Linked DNA regions of Mus musculus: regions 1 and 3 are each linked to region 2. The links are chromatin loops, found by intact Hi-C in ENCODE. Cell type or tissue: left cerebral cortex. All regions are shown on one strand.

The links. Peaks named below come from ENCODE experiments on the same cell type or tissue, not always from the same donor. Only the 100,000 strongest peaks of a DNase experiment are listed, where the experiment ranks them.
Region 1: it touches region 2 in a loop (3-fold over the local background); 2 of 42 quality-filtered maps call a loop at or near these places.
Region 3: it touches region 2 in a loop (6-fold over the local background); 2 of 42 quality-filtered maps call a loop at or near these places.

The regions. Positions count from the first base shown.
Region 1 is chr10:18,544,396-18,546,895 of GRCm38, reverse strand. Hebp2 (heme binding protein 2) reads left to right here and starts at 820. Exons shown (of 4, transcript NM_019487.3): 1 at 820-1,202; 2 at 1,683-1,818; 3 at 2,451-2,500. The coding sequence starts at 1,101. In left cerebral cortex, a CTCF peak has its summit at 970 (motif pointing left); DNase peaks (open chromatin) are centred at 772, 912 and 1,633; H3K4me3 peaks cover 1,383 bases; H3K27ac peaks cover 421 bases.
Region 2 is chr10:18,839,383-18,841,882 of GRCm38, reverse strand. No RefSeq gene overlaps it. Among named protein-coding and RNA genes, the nearest start is that of Perp, 4.4 kb to the left of the region's middle. In left cerebral cortex, a CTCF peak has its summit at 943 (motif pointing right); no DNase peak of the experiment used is centred here.
Region 3 is chr10:18,232,599-18,235,098 of GRCm38, reverse strand. Ccdc28a (coiled-coil domain containing 28A) reads left to right here and starts at 118. Exons shown (of 6, transcript NM_144820.4): 1 at 118-247. In left cerebral cortex, CTCF peaks have their summits at 140 and 993 (motif pointing right); DNase peaks (open chromatin) are centred at 59 and 1,104; H3K4me3 peaks cover 1,069 bases; H3K27ac peaks cover 957 bases.

The DNA.
Region 1 (2,500 bases), 290 kb after region 2:
AGTGTGAGCATGGGTTTTCAGTGCCTCAGTGATAGACTCCAGCCTAAGTGCATGTGAGTTGAACTAGCTGAATCCAGTGAGCTAAATAAATACTCAAAGAATTTTGGAAGGAAGATGTGATGGGGTGGAGGTGGGGTGGAGAGTGGGGTTTCAGGAGTTGAGGGGAGAGAGGGGCAGGTGGATATGATCAAGATAAATTGTATATCGGTATAACATTTTAAAAGAAAAAAGAGATGAATTATATATAAATTTATTTCAATAAATCTTTTGGAAAAAGTATGAAGCCTAGCCAAAATATCTAAAGAGCACTAGTGTGTGCTCTGGCCCGTCCTCCAGGGCTGACTGGAGGACTCAGATGGTTTCAGTAGCCCAAGACACAACACACACACACACACACACACACACACACACACACACACACACACACACACACATTGCTCTCCCCAAAGATGCTGGGTCTCCATTGACTTTCCACATTGAGCAAACCTGAAAACTGTGGGCCCTGGCTGCCCTTCTAGTATAAATCAGTCTGCGGATCCCAATTTGGACTCCAGGATCTAAGGGCAGCAGGAGTCAGAGTCCTGAGTGCTAGCTGCTAGAGGTCTTGGAGCTCCGCTGCGAAGTCTTGGGGCAGGCGATTTTCTTTTGTGAGGGTGGGGAGGAAGCTGATTTTGCAGAGGCGCTGGCAGCGTTTTCAATGTAGGGAGAGGCTCCCTGAATGGGTGCCCGGACTGGTTCCACAGAAACCGAGCTAGGAGCTGCTCAGTCCTCCGCCCACCACTGCCCACAATCCAGTTCTGCAAAACATCAGCTAGGTGGGAGGGACTCTGCAGAGGACCTAGATGACCCAGGGCCAGCCGGCCGATCCTGATCAGTCTGATCAGCTAGCTGATCCTGACCTTATCCCTGCAGAGGGGTGTGGCCAGGGCTGGCGCAAGCCTGAGGTTGGTCGCGACGCCGCCTTGTGGCTCAGACCGAGAATGTCCTACGGACCCGCAGTAAGGGCTGCAGGGCCGAGCGTGCGCCGGTGGGGAGGGGACTCAGAACAGGGTGGCCGGTGAACACAAACAGGGCGCGCCCCTCCCAAGCTGCCCTTACTCATGGCAGAGGAGCCGGAGCCAGACCTCGGGGTGGCCGAGGGCTCAGAGGATCAGGCCTTGGAGATGCCGAGCTGGAAAGCTCCGGAGGACATAGACCCCCAGGTAGGCGTCTTCCAGGGCCCGCAAAGATTCATCTGGGCTACTTTACCGTGATATGAAGAGTCCCCTAGAGTTAAGTTAAAATATATATATATATATATATATATATATATATACTATTTTAGATCTGCGCGAACCAGGAGATGCGTTGTTTAGCTGACCCCAGGAGAGAGTCATACATCCACTTCCTGTCCGCGGAGCGGGTGGGGTAGGGAGAAACTGGTTACTACTACACAGACCCAGCGCTTCGATTTAAGAAAAGCTTGTAATCTGTCCTTAGGGCAGTATCTGCTCTCCAACCCGTAGGGAAACCTCAGGAGAGTCCATGCTTGTCCTAAAGAACGGGAACCTCAGGCTAGACCTTGGGGGGAGAGGGTTGCAGCTCTCCTGTATTGGGGACTCTCACCTCCTGACGTTCATGAGTTGCTGCTTGTTCATGAGTTCATGAGTTACTTCTCTTAAGTTTTCTCTGTACCATTTTAGCCAGGAAGTTATGAGATCCGGCACTACGGACCGGCTAAGTGGGTCAGCACTTGCGTGGAGTCCCTGGACTGGGATTCAGCCATCCAGACTGGTTTCACAAAATTGAATGGCTACATTCAAGGCAAAAATGAGAAAGGTAAAAGTAGCCTCCGAGATGCTGCGATTACTGAGTTTTAGTCTCCTGAAGAATTCTGTTTTGTAATAGACGAATAACCAGATGACTGAAACTCTAATGTTTTTATTCACGATTGGCTTCAAGAACTTTAGTGTAGCTACAGTAGAGTGTTGCTGGGTTCTGCTTGTCAAGGTCTATACTTTCCTCATTTTTTTTTTTTTTTCCTAGATGAAATGGGACTCTACCTAGGGAGAAGTCCTTTCCTGTGCCAAATGCCTCTAATAGTGATATCAAGGGACAGGAAAATGCAAGGGCATGAGCCTCAAGTTGTGTGTGTGTGTGTGTGTAATTTTGCAAGTCTCTTCGCCTTAGGACCACAATTTCTGAGATATAGAGAAAAATAATTGGCCCATGTTTTCTGTGATTTCTTCTTTATGTTTAAAAATATAGAATTTATTAACCCAAGAAAACACTACAGAAAATTGTTTAATGTAGAGTAATGTGTCATTCTACCACTACCCCTTTATAAAAGAAAAACAAAAACAAAAAGATGAGACATATCAAGGGTACATATTTATAGTGGTAATGTAAAGGAAATCAAGAAACATCAGCCATAATATGCTAAAATTGCTTTCATTTTTTCCATGACGTAGAGATGAAAATCAAGCTGACAGCCCCCGTGACAAGCTACGTGGAGCCCGGC
Region 2 (2,500 bases):
ATGCTGTTGTAAGTAACTCAGTCCCCAGGCTTCATGTAACTAATCTTTCACCAAGGGTGCTGTAAGTAACCCCTTAGATACACTTAAATTTCATATAACTCAATGAGCTCATTGGTTCACTAAACCGGGTGTGGATAGAATCATTTCTTTAGCTTGTCTTGGGGGTCTTGTATTCATGTCTCTCCAAGAAAAAGTAGTGCACAGTGCTGCTCACTGATGCTCCATCATCACAAAGATGAGCTTTGTGCTTCCTGAAAGAGATAAGCACACACCTTCATGTCTGGTCTCAGCTGCATCTCCGTCCTCACCCATCATCTTCTGTTGTCTTCCACTCTAAGAATATTTTCTCACATATTTGATAGTAGTCTCACTTTTGCTCCTGATGTTACTTCTGGAGTGTTTTTCTTACCAGCTAATTTTCTTTTTTGTTTGTTTGTTTGTTTGTTTGTTTGTTTTTCTTACCATCTAATTTTCTATTCGCATTGTTCCTTTCTACTAGTAATTTAAGTCTAGTTCAGTCAAGAAACTGTCTCTAGAGCTTGGTTGATTCCTTATTCCCATTTTGAATCTAAAGCACTCTTCCCTGTGTCCTCTGGGAGGACTTGTCCTATAGAAGTGTGTTATAACAGTCTCGTTGATTTTGTGTTAGACTCAGAGATCCTTGCAGAAGCTGATTTCGCCACCATTCATTTCACATCTCCAGGATCCCTTTTCTACTTGAGAGAACTAAGCAATGTGTGCTGAATCTGAGTGAACTCATGGGTCGTCACTGCTACTTGTGAGACTCGACCTCTATGAGCTTCAGTGTGTTAGTGATTTTTTTTTTGAAGTAGTGGAAGATTAATCTGAAAGGAAATCTATAGCTATGAAATGTTAGAAAGAATAAGAAAACAAAATCTTAGAAATCAAAACCAAGAAAGAATTTGGGACAGTAGATGGCAGTAGAACATTGTTTTCAGCATAACATTAGAGAGATTCAAAACTGACCAAATCTTGGGGAAAAACTAATAGCCACACAGCATTTAAAACTGTCTGGCCGTAGGCACTCCTGCCATCCCAGAACTGAGAGAATAAAGCAAGAGAATTGCTATGAGTTTACGGCCAACCTAGGCTACACAGTGAATTCCTTTCAGCACAGCCTAAGTCATATAAGACTTGTTCCAAACAAAATGGGTCCATAAGATAGGTTACAGATAGATAGATAGATAGATAGATAGATAGATAGATAGATAGGATAGGTAATAGACAGGGAGAGAAAGAGATGATAGGTAGGTGATAAAGCCATGATAGGTAGAGATGGGAGATAATAGATAAATAGATGTAGATCAATGATAGGTGAATAGATGATAGATATGATAGTGAACAATGATACCTCTATCTTTAGATCTGCTGATATATTTGTATTAGTTGTAGCATGAAGCACTACTTCTAATGAATGAAACCTAACATCCTAATGTAAGCTGTTTGCAACAGGAACTGGATGAGACATCAGGAGAACTCTTTGTTCTATCCAAATCTTTTTTCTTTTGATCTGAAACTATCCTCCTCTTACTTTCCTTTCTTGAGTACTGGTTTATTATTTGGAAGATCACATTTGTCATGGAAAAAAATAAGTATGAAAATTCACTCTCAATCATCCTCATGTAAAATTACATATGGAAATCGTTCACAATGAGTTTTTAGATATCCCAAGTTGAAGGTTTTTGTTTGAACAGGAAGATAAGCACAGCAAAGCATTTAGTTGTTCTCCTGTGGCTATCTCTATGTTCCGTACCCACTTAGGAAACCAGGAGAGACAAAGTATCATACACAGCAGATCAATCACTTTGTGAAGTAATTACCAACATGGAATAACTGTTTAAAACAAATCAGAGAAAACCACTGACCCTTTATGCAGCAGTTTCTCTTTGGGAATTGTTCTCTGCATCTTGGCTGTGTAGACTGTGGGTCACAACCCCATTTAGAGTCACACTATGAAGATCACAAAAACATGGGAAACAGTGAAAGATTTCTGATCATGCAGTGACCTAAAGTTAACTTAAAACCACATGTGTAATGAACCTGGGCTATTCTGGCAGCCCTCAGCAGTGTTGATGGGCAACTGCACTGCAGCCATGGTTGTGAACACGTGACATGTGGACTGCATGATATCACTCCACACAGCGTCAATCAATGATGCCTGAAACAGCTGGGCTCAGATTAGAGAGCACTGTACATCATCAGCTGCATTGCTTCGCTGCCCACAGCTTTCTGCTCTCCTAGCAACACAACAACTTAATTATGAAAGCAAAGATTCAAAGTTTTCTGTGTCATCACTCATTAGATATCTGTGGATTCTAATGCGTTAGGATGTTCACTTTTTAAAAAATTACTCAGTTTCATAAAAAAATGAGTTAAATTAATTCTGGCTTTGCATGAGAACAGAACTTCCAACAGCTTATGAAATGGTCCTAAACATTTTGTACTAAGTATTTATGTAAAGTTGTAATATCAGCTTTGA
Region 3 (2,500 bases), 610 kb after region 2:
GCGGCTATGGGAAGACGGAGCCCAAAGCAGAGACGCGAGCATCGCTAAGGGACCTGGGAGAGGCGGGGCTTTTCGCCTCTCGGAGGGCCCCGCCCAGATTACGTCACTTCCGTAAACAAAGGGCGCTTGCCTGGGTTTGTGACCCAGGCAGACGAGCTGGGCTCTTGATGCAGCCCTGGCGGAGGCTTTGAACGCTCTCTTACTTTTCCTAGCCGAGGAAGGGTAACCACAGCCTTTTCTCCCTCCGGTATGTAATGGGGTAAGGGGACCCCGCAACCTGTTCATTCGAGCCCCTCAGCACCTGCTCTGGTCACCGCTGAGTGTAGATGGGTCATCGCAGGGCTGGGTTGCGGAAGGGAAATGAATGAGGCAAAGTCCAGAGGCACCTCTGGTGATTCTGGTTGGCAGCGAGGCCTGACATTCAACCGTGAGCAGTTCGTCCCCTCTGGAAAGGTCCCTCGTGTTTGTCATACAAGAAGGATTTCAGGGTCTTGTGACAGATGTTATCTTTCAGAAAAGAGGACATCGCAAGCTTGGTCCCTCGGGGACCATTGGTTTATTGGCGATGCTTTATGTATTAACTGGTTTTTGCTTTTTCCTCCTCTTTTGTTACCAAATGTGTATTAGCATCCATAGATTTGAAGGTTAGCGTGTTTATATGTATCACCAATTATACAGATCCTCATCTCTTGGAAACCTGCTCCGTCATCTTCAAAGTTTTATTTAATCTGTATTACAGCTAAACAATTCCCGAATGACTCAAGTGGATTCGCTCTTGGTATCTGAGACAAGAGACTGAATGCTGTACCCTTTTCCAAGAAAAACCCACATCAGCTAGCAAAACAAAAATAAATTACCTGTATAATTCCCGACTAATTCTTTTAGGAGTGACAGAAGTCAGTTTCAGTCTTTTAAAATAGTCATGGCAGGACTAAATTCAACACTTTTAGATTTTAAATTTTATTAGATGACTGTGTACAGGTGCACACTGTGCCCCTGGAGGCCAGAAGAGGGCACTGGATACCTTGGGACAGAAGTTACTGTCATAAGCAGCATTGTTGGGCCTGGAAATCAAAAGAGACCTCCGAAAAGAGTAGTCAGTGCTCTTAACTGCAGAGCCATCTCTTAAGCCCCACAGTATTTTTTAAACGACCAGAGATCCTGAGTTCAATTCCCAGAAACCACATGATGGCTCACAATCATCTGTAATGGGATCTGATGCCCTCTTCTGGTGTGTTTAAAGAGAGTAACACTATACTCACATACATAAAGTAAATCTTTTTAAATTCATAGTGCAGTTAACGATTTGAAGGGGGGAACAGGTATGCATTTTCTGACACTTTTTTGTGATAAATTAATAATAGAATTAAGAAAATTCAAATCGAAAGAGCTAGACTTGTGGCACATGCCCATCCTTCCAGGACTCACTCAAGAGCCGAGGGAGAAGGATCATCACAGGTTGGAAACCAGCGTGGCTTACGTAGTAATTTCTCAGCCAGCCAAGGACATAGAGCAGAATTGTTTTTCAAAAAGAAAAGGTGAAGCTGTGCACACTTTTGATGCCTTTAATCCCAGGAGGGATAGAGCTATGCCTTTAATGAGTTCGGGCCAGCTGAGTCTACAGAGCAAATTTCAGGTCAGCCAAAGCTACATAGTGACACCTTGGGGGGAGAGAGAGAGAGATATCTAGGAGTGGTGGTTAATAGCATGTAAATAAAATGTATATTATGTAAGCCTTCAAGGTGCAGCTTAGTCCGCTGGTGCCCTGATTATACATGTATTTGAGTATGGTTTAGAAGGGAGATCTAAAGGCCAGATAAAGGCCCAGTGAGGCTGAGGAGTTACATGGGCGATTTGTTTATACTGGTCACTTATATAATGGTGGCCTCTTGAGGTTAAGGGCTTTGGCTAATTCATTGCTGCTTTCCCAGGACTGACGACAGTGCCTGGCTTGTAGAAGAGAGACAGTAGATACTTAGAAGATGTGTGAATAGAGAAAATGCTTTTTAAAAAATTATTAGACAGGGCTGGAGAGATGACTCAGCGGTTAAGAGCACTAGCTGCTCTTCCAGAGATCCTGAGTTCAATTCCCAGAATTGAACATGGTGGCTCACAATCATCTGCAATGGGATCTGATGCCCTCTTCTGGTATGTTTAAAGAGAGTAACATTATTGTCTTAGTTAGGGTTTCTATTCCTGCACAAACATCATGACCAAGAAGCAAGTTGGGGAGGAAAGGGTTTATTCAGCTTACACTTTCATACTGCTGTTCATCACCAAGGAAGTCAGGATTGGAACTCAAGCAGGTCAGGAAGCAGGAGCTGATGCAGAGGCCAGGGAGGGATGTTCTTTACTGGTTTGCTTCCCCTGGCTTGCTCAGCCTGCTTTCTTATAGAAACCAGAACTACCAGCCCAGAGATGGTCCCACCCACAAGGGGCCTTTCCCCCTTGATCACTAATTGAGAAAATGCCTTACAGTTGGATCTCATGGAGGCATTTC